2 separate regions of the Homo sapiens genome follow, and region 2 is linked to region 1. A link is an interaction called in ENCODE POLR2A ChIA-PET data of the cell type or tissue named here. Cell type or tissue: K562. All regions are shown on one strand. Links, peaks and the distances in the headings refer to the core of each region. The heading gives the core; the rest is flanking DNA.

Evidence for each region. Peaks named below come from ENCODE experiments on the same cell type or tissue, not always from the same donor. Only the 100,000 strongest peaks of a DNase experiment are listed, where the experiment ranks them.
Region 2: POLR2A ChIA-PET joins it to region 1 with 7 read pairs; 4 of 35 experiments call an interaction of 5 or more read pairs at or near these places.

What each region holds. Positions count from the first base shown.
Region 1 is chr1:235,439,327-235,447,616 of GRCh38, forward strand. TBCE (tubulin folding cofactor E) reads left to right here. Exons shown (of 17, transcript NM_003193.5): 14 at 2,488-2,556; 15 at 3,526-3,585. It overlaps B3GALNT2 (beta-1,3-N-acetylgalactosaminyltransferase 2), which reads right to left. Exons shown (of 12, transcript NM_152490.5): 12 at 7,864-8,290. Among named protein-coding and RNA genes, the nearest start is that of B3GALNT2, 61 kb to the right of the region's middle. RefSeq lists an enhancer at 2,905-4,104. In K562, for the core only: no CTCF peak of the experiment used is centred there; a DNase peak (open chromatin) is centred at 3,605.
Region 2 is chr1:235,128,741-235,135,385 of GRCh38, forward strand. It overlaps TOMM20 (translocase of outer mitochondrial membrane 20), which reads right to left and starts at 97. Exons shown (of 5, transcript NM_014765.3): 1 at 1-97. RBM34 (RNA binding motif protein 34) reads right to left here. Exons shown (of 11, transcript NM_015014.4): 11 at 2,443-3,257. The coding sequence ends at 2,973. RefSeq lists enhancers at 1-44, 275-374. In K562, for the core only: no CTCF peak of the experiment used is centred there; a DNase peak (open chromatin) is centred at 201; H3K4me3 peaks cover 363 bases.

The DNA.
Region 1 (8,290 bases), core at 1,471-6,470:
TAAAAATACAAAAAAAAAAATGAGCCGGGCGTGGTGGCGGGCACCTGTAGTCCCAGCTACTCAGGAGGCTGAGGCAGGAGAATGGTGTGAACCCGGGGGGCGGAGCTTGCAGTGAGCCGAGATCACACCACTGTACTCCAGCCTGGGCGACAGAACGAGACTCCGTCTCAAAACAAAAAAAGAGAGATGGAGTCTTGCTCTGTCGCCCAGGCCCAGGCTGGAGTGATCTCAGCTCACTGTAACCCCTGCCTCCCGGGTTCAATTTATTCTCCTGCCTTAGCCTCCTGAGTAGCTGGGATTAGAGGCGCCCGCCACCACGCCCGACTAATTTTTGTATTTTTAGTAGAGACGGGGTTTCACCATATTGGCCAGGCTGGTCTTGAACTCCTGACCTCAAGTGATCCACCCGCCTCGGCCTGTCAAAGTGCTGAGATTATAGGTGTGAGCCACCGTGCGTAGCAGGAAAGCATTTCTTTTTCTTTTTTTTTCTTTTGAGACAGAGTCTTGCTCTGTCACCCAGGCTGGAGTGCAGTGGCACAATCTCAGCTCATTGCAACCTCCACCTCCTGGGTTCAAGTGATTCTCCTCCCTCAGCTTCCAGAGTAGCTGGGACTACAGGCGCACACCACCATGCCTGGCTAATTTTTGTATATTTATTTTTTGAGACGGAGCCTCGCTCTGTCGCCCAGGCTGGAGTGCAGTGCCGCGATCTCCGCTCACTGCAAGCTCCGCCTCCCGGGTTCACGCCATTCTCCTGCCTCAGCCTCCCGAGTGGCTGGGACTACAGGCGCCCACCACCACACCCGGCTAATTTTTTGTATTTTTAGTAGGGACGGGGTTTCACCGTGTTAGCCAGGATGGTCTCGATCTCCTGACCTTGTGATCCACCCACCTTGGCCTCCCAGAGTGCTGGGATTACAGGCGTGAGCCACCGCGCCCAGCCAGGGAAAGCACTTCTTAAATGTAGGTTCTTCTCTTGCATATGTCCACCAGGTTTCAGGTGGCGCACCATGCTCCACTGTAGGAAGGGTAGGAAGCACTCCAGTTTATGTCTGAGGCATCCGTATATATATATATTTTTTTGAGATGGTGTTTCGCTCTTGTTGCCCAGACTGGAGTCCAATGGCGCGATCTCGGCTCACTGCAACCTCTACCTCCTGGGTTCAAGTGATTCTCCTGCTTCAGCCTCCTGAGAAGCTGGGATTACAGGCGTCTGCCACCATGCCCGGCTAATTTTTTGTATTTTTAGTAGAGATGGGGTTTCACCAGGTTGGCCAGGCTGGTCTCAAACTCCTGAACTCAGGTGATTCGCCCGCCTCAGCCTCCCAAAGTGCTGGGATTACAGGCGAGAGCCACCGCGCCCAGCCGGCATCTGTATTTTTTTAAAGCCCCCCAGGTAATTCTAGTGAATAGGAAAGTTCGTATGAGTGTAGTTCTGCAGTAAGCTCTCGTCCCGAGGGCTCGCTACCAAGGCTGGCACTTGGCATGCACGGTGGTTCCTTAAATCCTCCAGCCTGGTTCTTCAGGCTTTGAAGCTAAGAATTCATGAGTCTTTGTCCCTGATGTACTTTCCATTTTGTTTTGATGACATTATTACTCCACATTTCGCTTTTATGTTATTTCCTTTTTTATATTTCTTAATGCAAGAAGCTCGCTGCATAAACGCTTCAGGCTTGAACAGTATGTTTAAGGAAGAAAAGCAGCCTAGAGGAATCACTTTCAAATGACTCCATTAGCCAGCCCAATCTCCTGGCCACGCTCGGTGAATTCTAAATCACTCGGGGGTGGGCAAGGGAAGATGTGAAGCAGCCGGGCAGGTATTGTTGAGTATTTCACTGCTAAGAATGTTAGAAGACAAAAGCACAGATAGATGGGGGGATTTAGAGAAATGTTGTCACTGTTTGGCCTAGAGCAGGAAAAAAGTACTGCTTTCCTCCTCTCCTGTGGAGGCTGTGGTCCAGGCCTAGGAACTGGTTTGCAGTATGGTACTGAGCACCCAGCCTGGCACTGCACGGTCTGGTGGAAACGTGAGAAGTGTCCTGTGGATCGTGTCTCAGGTGGCACCAGGTTTCTGTCAGCGCAGAAAGAGAACTGTTACCAAAGGTGACACTCGGGGAAAACATTTGAAGTATTTGAAGGCAGTCTTCTCTTGCTAGTTTTGAGTCAGGACACCTAAGGAACAATGATGTAATACACATGTAAACATGTTGCTTTTCATTTGTTGTCTTTTGTTGAGTTTCACTGGTCATTAACAATGAGCTAGATAAGCTACAGAGTCTGCAGCTCTGGGTAGATAGAAGATTCTGCCCTTGGAAGTGGTCGTTGTCCATCACTCCTAAAAATCACACTGAATAAAGGCAGCTCCATGTGTCCTGGGAAAGGCACAGGCTCTCTGGACGCTTACCTATCCTTTGTTTGTTTGTTTGTTTTGTTTTTACTTATAGTGGCCTTTGGTTTATCATTCATCTCTTTTGCTTTCTTAAACAGAATATGGTGCACCTGAAGATTGGGAACTCAAAACACAGCAACCACTTATGCTGAAAAACCAGCTACTAAGTAAGAATCTCAGATTCAAATAGTTTATTTGTATTTGAGTGCTTAGGTGCTGAAACAGTTAGTGTGTTTCTCTTAAGTGTGTACCTCTTAAGTACCTAAGTAAATGCCTTGAGTTTTAAATGAAAATTTTTTTTTTTTTTTTTGAGACAGAGTCTCCCTCTGTCTCCCAGGCTGGAGTGCAGTGGTGTGATCTCAGCTCATTGCAACCTCCGCCTCCCAGGTTCTAAGCGATTCTCCTGCCTCAGCCTCTGGAGTAGCTGGGACTACAGGCATACACAACCATGCCCGGCTAATTTTTTTTAATCGAGACGGAGTTTTGCTCTTGTTGCCCAGACTGGAGTGCAGTGGCACGATCTTGGCTCACCGCAACCTCCGCCTCCCGGGTTCAAGCGATTTTCGTGCCTTAGCCTCCCGAGTAGCTGGGATTACAGGCATGCGCCACCACACCCAGTTAATTTTGTATTTTTAGTAGAGATGGGGTTTCACCATGTTGGCCAGGCTGGTCTCAAACTCCTGACCTCAGGAGATCCACCCGCCTCGGCCTCCCAAAGTGCTAGGATTAGCGGCATGAGCTACCGCGCCCTGTCAAAGAAATGAATTCTTTAAAACATGTTTAAATTCTTATACATTTTTGTAACTCCTATGTTTTAAACTCATTTAATAGTGTTATAAATGTGGGAGGTATTGGAGTTGTGAACCAAATTGTGATTTGTGAATTTATGACTTGAAAACCTAGCCAAGCTGTAAGGAAAGAAGTACTAAGTGGGGAAAAGGGAAAGTATTGTCCAGCTATTTCTGTTGTTGTTAGCAATCCATGGAAGGATTAATAGAAAGAATTTTAAACATTGATTAGACCTGCCAATTTGCACTGAATACCTCTATCATTTGGCCATCTGTTGATGTGTGTGGATAATTTAAATCCATATAATAGTAGATATCAATTAGTCTTTTTCTTTGTTTCTCTTAAAGCACTGAAGATAAAATACCCTCATCAACTTGATCAGAAAGTCCTGGAGAAACAACTGCCGGGTAAGAAGAACCAGCCTGTCTTTTCCTTAAACTCTGAATCATCGGCCTAGGTATGAGTCAGCTAAAATTAAAACCTTTAACTCATGTCTCAAAGTGTGGACCTCAGAACTTACAGGTTTTCATTAGTCTTTTATATTCTAAAATACAATCAATCATGCTAATATCACTCCCCCATGCCCCCAAAAGTTCAGGTCTCCCCTAACTTTATCAGCTGAAAGCAGTTCTGTTAAAATTGGAAGCCCCTGCATATAATTACACACACACACACACACACATATATATATACACACACACACACAATTTTTTTTGAGACAGGGCCTCACTCTGTCACCCAGGTTGGAATGCAGTGGCACCAACTCAGCTCACGGCAGCCTCTGCTTCCTGGGCCCAAGCAATTCTCCAGCCTCAGCCTCCACGTAGCTGGGACTACACGTGCGAGCCACCAACGCCCAGCTAATTTTTGTATTTTTTGTAGAGATGGGTTTTCGCCATGTTGCCCAGGCTGGTCTCGAATTCCTGAGCTCAAAGCCATCCTCCTGCCTCAGCCTCCCAGTGTTGGAATTAATTACAGGCATGAGCCACTGCAGTTGGCCTAAGTTGTATTTTTAACCAAAAAACCTGAGACCTTGAATGGCATAGCCTTTTGGAAGCATTCCCCAAGCCTGCTGCTGTTTCCAGGGAGACTGTGACACTGGGTTTGGGGTCTGCTTCTCATCCCTTCATAAGAGAGGAGCTGTGTCCTGGTGAACCAAATTCTTACGGGAGGTTTGTGACTTTGCTTACATTCTACTTCTCCTGACTGATTAGGAGTCCCTGCAAAAACAATTCGCAGATGCTCTTTTAATGGACACCCTGAAATGGTTTTCTTTGAGAAAGCTACCTTAGAACTTAAAAAAATTGTGGTACTGGAACTGAATTACTTTTATTTGGAAAATAAATATGCTTGTGTCAATAAAGTAGATCAACATAACTTACCTTAAACTTTCACTCAAAAGAAAAATGAAATTATAGTCTATTTTTGAGTATGCCATGATACTGTGAATTCTCAAGATTAAACTTGATTCATAGCTAAATGCTAAAATATAAATAATTTAGAGCAGTGAGGATTTAAATAAATGAAATACACATCAGCTTAATGACTCTAGTACACTGGGTTTCTTTGCCCATCAGTGCAGTAAATTCACATTGATTTTTAAATTAGTTTCTATCAGATAAAGCAAGCTTATCATGGTATTGCTTATAGAAGGCCTTAGTTGTGTTCAAAGAAGTACCTTTCTGATTGATAACCATCCATTTAATTTACCACAACGTCTCCATTTTTATTTATTCACAATCCAGTTTCTACTCCTGTAATATGTAATTTGGCTACTGCTATATAATGGGTTAGAATTAGTGATTTCCCCCTTCATTATTCTGTTTTCAAACTTAGACAGACAGTAAAGGCCCTGGTGGAGACAGACTAGTCAAAGAGGGCCAGGACTGTTTTATTTTTGATATATTTTTTTCAGATGGGGTCTGGCTGTCACTCACGCTGGAGTGCAGTGGTGCCATCTCAGCTCACTGCAGGCTCCATCACCTTGATCCCGGGCTCAAGTGATCCTCCTACCTCAGCCTCCTGAGTAGCTGGGACTATAGGCACGAACCACCACACCCCGCTAATTTTTTTGATTTTTAGTAGAGATGAAGCCTCGCTATGTTGCTAAGGCTGGCCTCAAACTCCTGAGCTCAAGCAGTTCTCCTGTCATCACCTCCCAAAGTGCTGGGGTTATAGGTGTGAGCCACCATGCCTGGCAGGCCAGGACTTTCTGTGAATGTTTTTGGCCTTCGATGTCTTTGCGTGTTTCCTTTTGCCTTTGCAGATACATCAAATCAATTCATGGGAATGTTACCACTATAGAGTATTTGCTCAAGAATATTGTCATTAGACCTGTTTCGTTAAGCTTTCCTTTTCAGTCTTTCTCTGGAAGGCACTGAGGTAGACCTGCCAAGGCCTGCCGTCTGGGCATATGCCTGAATGCAGCCCTTGGCTGGGGGTGACAGTGCCGCCTTACCCTTCTCTACTTCCACACTGTACACCTGACTGGTATCCCAGGTCTTCTGAGATTCAGTTAGCCATTTTGGGAACACCCACTGCATTCATGCTGTTTTTATTAATCTTTGGGTAGCTAGCAGAGATTCGACTATCCATAGAAATTATATGTAAGAATTACTACTTTAAACTATTCAGAATCTGAGTCCTATATTCTATAAATTCAGCAGTAAGCCAGCAGATTACAAGGGTTCCTTTTTTTCCCCTTTTTTATTTGCTTTTCTGTTTCTCAAATGTGCACTCACTCACTCACTCATACAAAGGTTCTTAATACTAATTCTTATGCCACATGCTGTGAATATTTAACCACTAACATAGGTAAATGTCTTCTAAACAGAAAAGTAATAGCCAGGCATGGTGGCTCACACCTGTAATCCTAGCACTTTGGGAGGCCAAGGTGGGCAAATTGCTTGAGCCCAGGAGTTCGAGACCAGCCTGAGCAACATGGTGAAACCCCGTCTCTACAAAAATAAATAAATACAAAAATTAGCTGGGTGTGGTGGTGCATGCCTGTAGTCCCAGCTGCTTGGGCGGCTGAGGTGGGAGGATCACTTGAGCCTGGGAAGTTGAGGCTGCAGTGAGCTGTGATTGAGCCACTGCAATCTGGCCTGGGTGACAGAGTGAGGCCCTGTCTAAAATTAAAACAAAACAAAACAAAACTGCAATATCTTTTTTTTTATCCATTAGATTAGCAAAATTAAAATAATACTGGCTGGCATGAAAAAGCAGTATACCCTTTTTTAAAGTCATGTGGGAACTACTATAAAAAGTTAAAAATACACATATGCTCTGACCAAGCATTGTATCTTGCAGCATTTGTAATGGTAAAGATAGTAAGAATCTAAGTACTTGCCAGCGGAGGAATGGTGAATAAGCTCTGGTGGAACCACACAGCACACAAGGCACTGTCGTGTGTCACCGAGGAGAGTGAAGCAGTCTAGAGCTGCGCTGTCCAGTGTGGCTGCAATAACCACATGTGGCTATTTAAATTCATTAAAATAAAATAAATTGAGTTCTTCAGTCATACTCGCCGCTTTCCAGGTGCTCAGTACCACATGTGGCTGCCATACTGGGCAGTGTATGGCTAGAGGACATGGCATGGAATTGGCATGAAAAGCTATACCATCATGTCATAAAGAAATACAAATGTAGTACGTCAATATATTATAAAACCTATACATCCTTTTTTTTTTGAGACGGAGTCTCATTCTGTCACCCAGGCTAGAGTGCAGTGGCATGATCTCGGCTCACTGCAAACTCTGCCTTCCGGGTTCAAGCAACTCTCCCGGCCTCAGCTTCCCAAGTAGCTGGGATAACAGGTGCCCGCCACCATGCCTGGCTAATTTTTGTATTTTTAGTAGAGACGGGGTTTCTCCATGTTGGCCAGGCTGGTCTCAAACTCCTGACCTCAGATGATCCGCCCGCCTCGGCCTCCCAAAGTGTTGGGATTACAGGCGTGAGCCACTGCGCCTGGCTTAAAACCTATACATCCTTATATGAACACAGAAAAAAAAAGGCCTAGAGGTATACCTCTCAAATTTTTAACACTGGTCATAGGCAGGTAAAAAGAAATAATCAGCTATTTCCATATTTTCTGAATGTTAAGACAGTCATGTTACTATATTAAAAATGGTAATGCTATTTATTACATAGAGATTGCTACTTTCTTCTATAGAACCGGTATGAGTAGGCAGGTTTTTTTTTTTTTTTTGAGACAGGTTCTCACTTTGTTACCCAGGCTGGATGGAGTACAGTGGCGCGATCATGGCTCACTGTAGCCTTGACCTCCTGGGCTCAAGTGATCCTCCCAAGTAGCTGGGACTAGAGGCGTACATCGCTATGCTTGGCTAATTTTTTATTTTTTGTAGAGATGGGGTATCCTCATGTTGCCCAGGCTGGTCTCAAATTCCTGGGCTCTGATCCCTCTGCCTCCCAAAGTGCTGGGGTTACAGGTGTGAGCAGGCCAGGCAGATTTCTTATTAGAACTGTTTTATGACCAAACTTTTTGTTTCTGGCATGTGTTAGGAGTATGTCACTCCCCACTGGTGTGCAGCAGGTAACCCCTTCTCTCACCAGCCTTCAAACAATGAAAGCCAGTCCGTCTCAATCTTTTGAAAGGACTAGACTATCACATATTCACACATGAAAGAGCAAATTGTTAATTAAAATTATAAATTCTATTAACTGTATTCAATACATACAAAAAGGCCAGTTTTTATTCTAAAATAAAGAACATTTATTATCACAAGTTGGATAAAAACACACAGCTTTTACAAAAATGATTTTTGATAGAAAAATATGTTTGAATACACTGTGATATTTGTAGGAACACCACACTATTGCTGTATCTCCAGCTAAAGCTTCAAGGAAACTCTATTTCTTATAATCAAAATATCCACTATTTACCACAACCCGTCTTTGGAAAGAAGTTCATAGTGTATTCTGAACAAACCAAAGCATTTACTCGGAAGTTACATTCCCATGCCTGGCAGTCACTTGTGTATGTTTAATACAGTTACACATGATGTAATTACAGAATGGCGGCGCTGGAAGGGACCTTGTAGATCATTTAGTTGGCACCCTAATTTTACAGAGGGGGAACTAAGGCCAGAGTTG
Region 2 (6,645 bases), core at 1-5,000, 310 kb before region 1:
GGTGGCGGCAGGGACCGCGAAGGAGCGGTGGGCCACGAACCCTCAGAGCGGTCGGCGCAGCTCACACCCGACGGCCGCGGGCCAGGAACACAGAAAGGCCGAGCACACGCCACTTCCGGTCCCAGTCAACTAAGGGCCTCGAGGTCGTCCGCGGCAGAGCCTGAGCAGAGGCCCAGAGCGCGGCTCCTGCGCCTGCGCAGTGGGCGAAGCCGGCGTTTCCCCTGCGCCGCTGGGTGTACGCACTGGAGTCGGGAATTTGCACGTGACCACGGACTTTTTTTCATATCCGCCGACCATGCTGTAACGAGGCGTACGCGTTACTGGCGTGCACGTACTCAGAAGACTAGCTGACAGCCTTGTTTGTGGCAGACAGAGATGCAGGGTCCCAGACTGCGAATGCTTCATCTTGTCTAACACAGGCAGCCTGTGACTTGTTTGAATTAAACTGTACTTTCTTTTCAGGTTGCCACAATCCATTGTGCGTAGTGGTTCCATTTCAAAAGAATGTTACAGGATAGCCTCATTTTATGATAACTGGAATAAAATTAAATGGAGTAATTTCTTGAAAAATATACACAATTGAAGAAAAAATAGAAAACGTGAATTGTTTTATAGCCACACGAAAACATACACATGATCAGGCCAGGCGCGGTGGCTCACGCCTGTAATCTCAACACTTTGGGAGGCCGAGGCAGGCGGATCACTTAAGGCCAGGAGTTTGAGACCAGCCTGGCCAACATAGTGAAACCCTGTCTCTACTAAAAATACAAAAATTAGCTGGCCATGGTGGCCGGGGCCTGTAATCCCAGCTACTCTGGAGGCTGAGGCGGGAGAATCGCTTGAACCAGGAGGCAGAGGTTGCAGTGAGCCAAGATCGAGCCACTGCACTCCAGCCTGAGTGACAGATCAGGAGTCCGTCTCAAAAAAACAAAATATATATATATATGATCTAACTTAAGATATTGACAAGGAAAATCGTGGGCAGAAAGCAGGCATTAAACAGACACTGTAAGTTGAGGGGTATCGAAGTCAAGCATCAGTGTCAAGAGACATTGGAACCAGAGCTACCTTACCTTGAATAGGGGCTGGGTAAAATGAGGCTGAGACCTATTGGGGCACATTCCCAGGAAGTTTGGCATTCTTGGTCACAGGATATTTACAGGGAAGGGAACAAGTTAATAATGTTTACCTAACAGACCCAGGAAATGTCCTGATGTCCTGATATCTTAAGAACAAAAGCATTCTTAGTTTAATTTTCCCTTTAAAGATAATATTGATCCTTGCAGAAGACAGTAGTTACACAGGATTAACAGTCCTTTGACAAAGACCAGGCAGTGTCTCACACCTGTAATCCCAGCACTTTGGGAGGCCCAGATGGGCGGATAGCTTGAGCCCAAGAGTTCAACACCAGCCTGGGCAACATGGTGAGACCCTGTCTCCACAAAAAAATTAAAAACTTAGCCAGGCGTGGTGGCACACACCTGTGGTCCCAACTACATGGGGAATGATGCGGAAGTATCCCTTAATCCCAGGAGGTTGAGGCTGCAGTTGAGTTATGATTGTACCACTGCAGTCCAAACTGGGTGACAGGGTAAGACCTCGTCTCAAAACAAACACACAAAAAATCCTTTGTCACAAGCTCTTGGAGTAGAGCTCATCTTCCTCATTTTTTTGCTGTTCAATACAAACAAGCCTTGTACCTAAGGTGGACATGTTCCTTCTCTTGCTTTAGGGTATGCACCATTCTACAAAGTAACCTTTCACTTTTTTTTTTTTTTTTTTTTTTTTTTGAGACAGTCTTGCTGTCACCCAGGCTGGAGTGCAGTGGCATGATCTTGGCTCACTATAACCTCCACCTCCTGGGTTCAAGCGATTCTCCTGCCTCAGCCTCCCCAGTAGCTCGGATTACAGGCATGTGCCACCACACCCAGCAAATTTTTGTATTTTTAGTAGAGATGGGGTTTCACCATGTTGGCCAGGCTAGTCTCAAACTCCTGACATCTGGTGATCCACCCACCTCGGCCTCCCGAAGTGCTGGGATTACAGGCATGAGCCACCGTGAGTGATCTTCTTTATTTTCTTAATAAACTTGTTTTCACTTTACTCTGTGGACTGGCCCCAAATTCTTTCTTAGGCAAGATCCAAGAACCCTTTGTTGGGGTCTGGATCTGGATCCTTTTCCAGTAACACGAGGTTGCATAATAAAGAATTTGGCTGGCCTTTGTCCCCAGTTCCTGGGAGTTCTAGCCCCTTGGAATTGATGAGTGATTCACTCCTGTAATCCTAGCACTTTGGGAGGCCAAGGTGGGAGGATCACTTGAGTCCAGCAGTTTGAGAGCAGCCTGGGCAACAAAGTGAGATACTGAAGCGACATCGTTTGGGGTAATACCCAAGGTTCATTGCTTCATGCCAAGGAAATCAAGAACTTGAGCACACACGGAGTAAGGTTAAGAGCAGAGGTTTAATAGGCAAAAGAGAAAGGAGGCTTGGGTGCAGTGACTCACGCCTGTAATCCCAGCACTTTGAGAGGCCAAGGCAGGTGGATCACCTGAGGTCAGGAGTTCGAGACCAGCCTGGCCAACATGGTGAAACCCCGTCTCTACTAAAAATACAAAAAATTAGCCAGGCGTGGTGGCAGGCGCCTGTAATCCCAGCTACTTGGGAGGCTGAGGCAGGAGAAGCGCTTGAACCCAGAAGGCAGAGGTTGCAGTGAGCCAAGATCACGCCACTGCACTCCAGCCTGGGAGACAACAGCCAAACTCCATCTCAAAAAACAAAACAAAAACAAAAAAACCTTCAAAGGTAGTATCACAATGTGAATAAACTGAGAATGTGGAAGTCTCCACATTTCACATACACCATCCATAAAGAAGTATAAAACTCAACACATGAATAGCAGACGATGCTATCAGCAGATAATAGCACTTTTATTAGCAGTACTCAGCAGGAAAAGAAAAAGCAGTTCCTGGTTGTTATTTCTGTTTTCTCTGTTTCTTAGGGCGTCCACTTTTCTTCTGTCCTTTCTTCTTCGTTTTAAGGAGAACAGCTTTTTCTCCAATAAATAAGCTTTTAGGATGTCCTTCTGCAGTTTTGGAAGTAAAATTAAGTCCCTGCTTAGGTTTACTGACATTCTTCAATCGTGGATTTGAATTTTGTTGTTTAAATTTTTCTTTATTAACAGAACGCATGACTCTGAGTTTTCTCCCCATGAGTTCAGAATTATTTAATTTCAGAGCAAGATGAACAGAATCTGTATTCTGCAAAAGAAAACACAATACATTAATTGCTACCAGAAACCCATCTGCAAAGAAACTAGTGAAAGTGTCACTTTAACAGATGAGAACGACTTTCAAGCTTGCACAGATAAGCCCCATCCAATCCCAGGTGTATCAGCTGCTGCACTCGAAGTCTCCTCATCACCATGCTCGTCACCAGTGTTTCCTCAGAAAGCACTCAAGCTGCCTTGTGAAATGTTCAGCTAAGTCACAATGCTACAGGCTTCGTGGTTTTTTTTTTTCATTGTAAAATGAGGTTCTAGACTAGATTAGTCATATGCAATATTGGCTTTTTTTCTTTTTTCTTTTTTTGAGACGGAATCTCGCTCTGTTGCCAGGCTGGAGTGCAGTGGCACGATCTCGGCTCACTGTGACCTCTACCTCCTGAGTTCAAGCGATTCTCTTGCCTCAACCTCTCAAGTAGCTGGGATTACAGGCGCGGGCCAACATACCCAGCTAATTTTTGTATTTTTAGTAGAGACAGGGTTTCACCACGTTAGCCAGAATGGTCTCGATCTCTTGACCTTGTAATCTGCCCACCTTGCCCTCCCAAAGTGCTGGGATTACAGGCATGAGCCACCGCGCCTGGCCCCCATATGCAATATTTTAAACGAATAAACCTCCTTCGTATAGCCATCTTTCTGTCAAAGCCCCATTGTATTAGCTGACCAGAGGGCAGGGAACGCTCCATTACGAGATGTTGGACTAGACACCCTCTAGGGTTCCATTTAGATCCAAAATTCTGTTATACTTCTGTTCCAATATAGAGCCATTAATGCTAACAACCCTGAATATCCATGAGATGTTTGTTAAAGGACTTTAGAAGCTTATCAAGTAATAGAAGAAAGGGAGCAGACAAGCAGAAAGGTAACTACAATACAGTAACAATGGCAACAAACGCTGTGACAATCTTTCTAAAAAAGCTACCAGGCAATTCTCATCAAGAGTCTTCAAAATGGTAACACATCTTAACCTAGTATATCCTAATGGGGATCTATCTTAAGTAATCTACAATCCAAACTTTTGGGGAAAAAAACATAACCAGGCCAGGCGGGGTAGCTCACACCTATAATCCTAGCACTCTGGGAGGCCAAGGCGGATAGATCACTTGAGCTCAGAAGTTGGAGACCAGCCTGAGAAACATGGTGAATCCTGTCTCTACAAAAAAATACAAGAATTAGCCAGACATGTGGCACACACCTGTAGTCCTAGCTACTCAGGAAGCTGAGATGGGAGGATCGCTAGAGCCTGGGAGGCAGAGGCTGCAGTGAGCTGAGATCGTGCCAAAGCACTCCAGCCTGAGCAACAGAGTGAGACTCTGTCTCAAAAACAAAAAACACATAACCACTGCAATTTCATTATTACAGGGAAAAACAGAGAATTCTACCAAGGTCCAACATGAGAGAAATGACAGTATAAACTCTGTTATATCACTCAATGGAACATGCTTACATAACAGAAAACAACATAAAATAAGATGTAAATATAATTTAAGTTCACAGAGACAAGTTCAACTATAAAAATGGCAGCACAAGGAAAAACTGAAAGGAAATGTAGTAATGGGTTGTTACTGAGAGAAGAAAAATTTATGACATCACATAGTATGTACAGTCAGCTCCCCAAATCCGTGAGTTCAGTATCAGAGGATTCAATCAACTGCAGATAGAAAATACTTGAAAACAACAAATAATATGACAATAAAAAAATTTATTATATATAACAATATACATTCATGCAAATGTGCCATTTTATATAAGGGACTTCAGCATCTGCAGATATATATATACTGTTTGCTATGTGAGAGGGATCCTGGAACCAATACACCGTGGATATCAAGGGATGACAATAGATTATTTTTTTGTTTTGAGATAGGGTCTCACTCTGTCAGTTCGGCTGGAGTGCAGTGGTGCAATCATGGCTCACTACAGCCTTGACCTCCCGTACTTAAGCAATCCTCCAGCCTCAGCCTCCTGATAGGACCACAGGCGCTGGCCACCATGACCAGCTAGATTTTTATTTTTTAATTTTTCTTTCTTATTTTAAAACAGGGTCTCACTCTGCCATCCAGGTTGGGTGGCTCACTGCAGCCTCGACCTCCCAAGGTTCAGGTGATCCTCCTACCTCAGCTCCTCAAGTAAATGGTACTACAGGCATGCACCACCACGCCCAGCTGATTTTTGTATTTTTTTGTAGAGGCGGGATTTCGCCATGTTGCCCAGGCTAGTCTTGAACTCCTGGGCTCAAGTGATCCACCTGCCTTGGCCTCCTAAAGTGGTGGGATTACAGGCGTGAGCCACCGCACCCAGCCTTACTTGTATATTTTTTTGTAGAGTCGGTGTCTACCTATGTTGCCCAAGCTGGACTTGAAGTCCTCACGTTAATCAATCCTCTCGCCTCAGCCCTCCAAAGTGCTGGGATTACAGTCACGCGTCAACATGCCCGGCCTGTATATTCTTTTACTCCTTAATATTGTCAGGCATGAAACACTGGTTAAAAATTAGCGAACTAAATATAACTAATTTTGTACAAAGAATAAAACTTTCTTATACCTTAATGTCAATTATTTACTCTATCATACAGAAGGTAGAGAAGATTCAGTGATTTAGTACTTCTAATATCCAGGATCAAAAACATTTAATTAGTATGAAGAAAGAACTGGGACATCTTTTGGATAGGTGCAGTTGTAGCAATATATTATGGCAGGTTATAAATTCAGTTCTCGTTTTCGGGTTTTTTTTTTTTTTTTGAGACAGAGTTTTGCTCTTGTTGCCCAGGCTGGAGTGCAATGGAGCAATCTCGGCTCACCGCAACCTCTGCCTCCCGGGTTCAAGCGATTGTCCTGCCTCAGCCTCCCAAGTAGCTGGGATTACAGGCATGTGCCACCATGCCCAGCTAATTTTGTATTTTTAGTAGAGATGGGGTTTCTCCATGTTGGTCAGGCTGGTCTCGAATTCCCGACTTCAGGTGATCCACCCGCCTCGGCCTCCCAAAGTGCTGGGATTACAGGCATAAGCCACCACATCTGGCCGGTTTGTTTTTTTTTTTTTGAAACGGAGTCTTGCTCTGTCACCCAGGCTGGAGTGCAGTGGTGTGATCTCGGCTCAATGAAACCTCTGCCTCCCAGGTTCAAGTGATTCTCCTTCCTCGGCCTCCCAAGTAGCTGGGATTACAGGTATGAGCCACCACATCTGGCTAATTTTTAAATTTTTTGTATTTTTTTTTTTCCCCCTTGAGATGGAGTCTTGCTCTGTGGCCCAGGCTGGAGTGCAGTGGCACGATCTCGGCTCACTGCAACCTCCACCTCCCGGGTTCAAGCGATTCTCCTGCCTCAGCCTCCTGAGTAGCTGGGATTATAGGCACCTGCCACCAC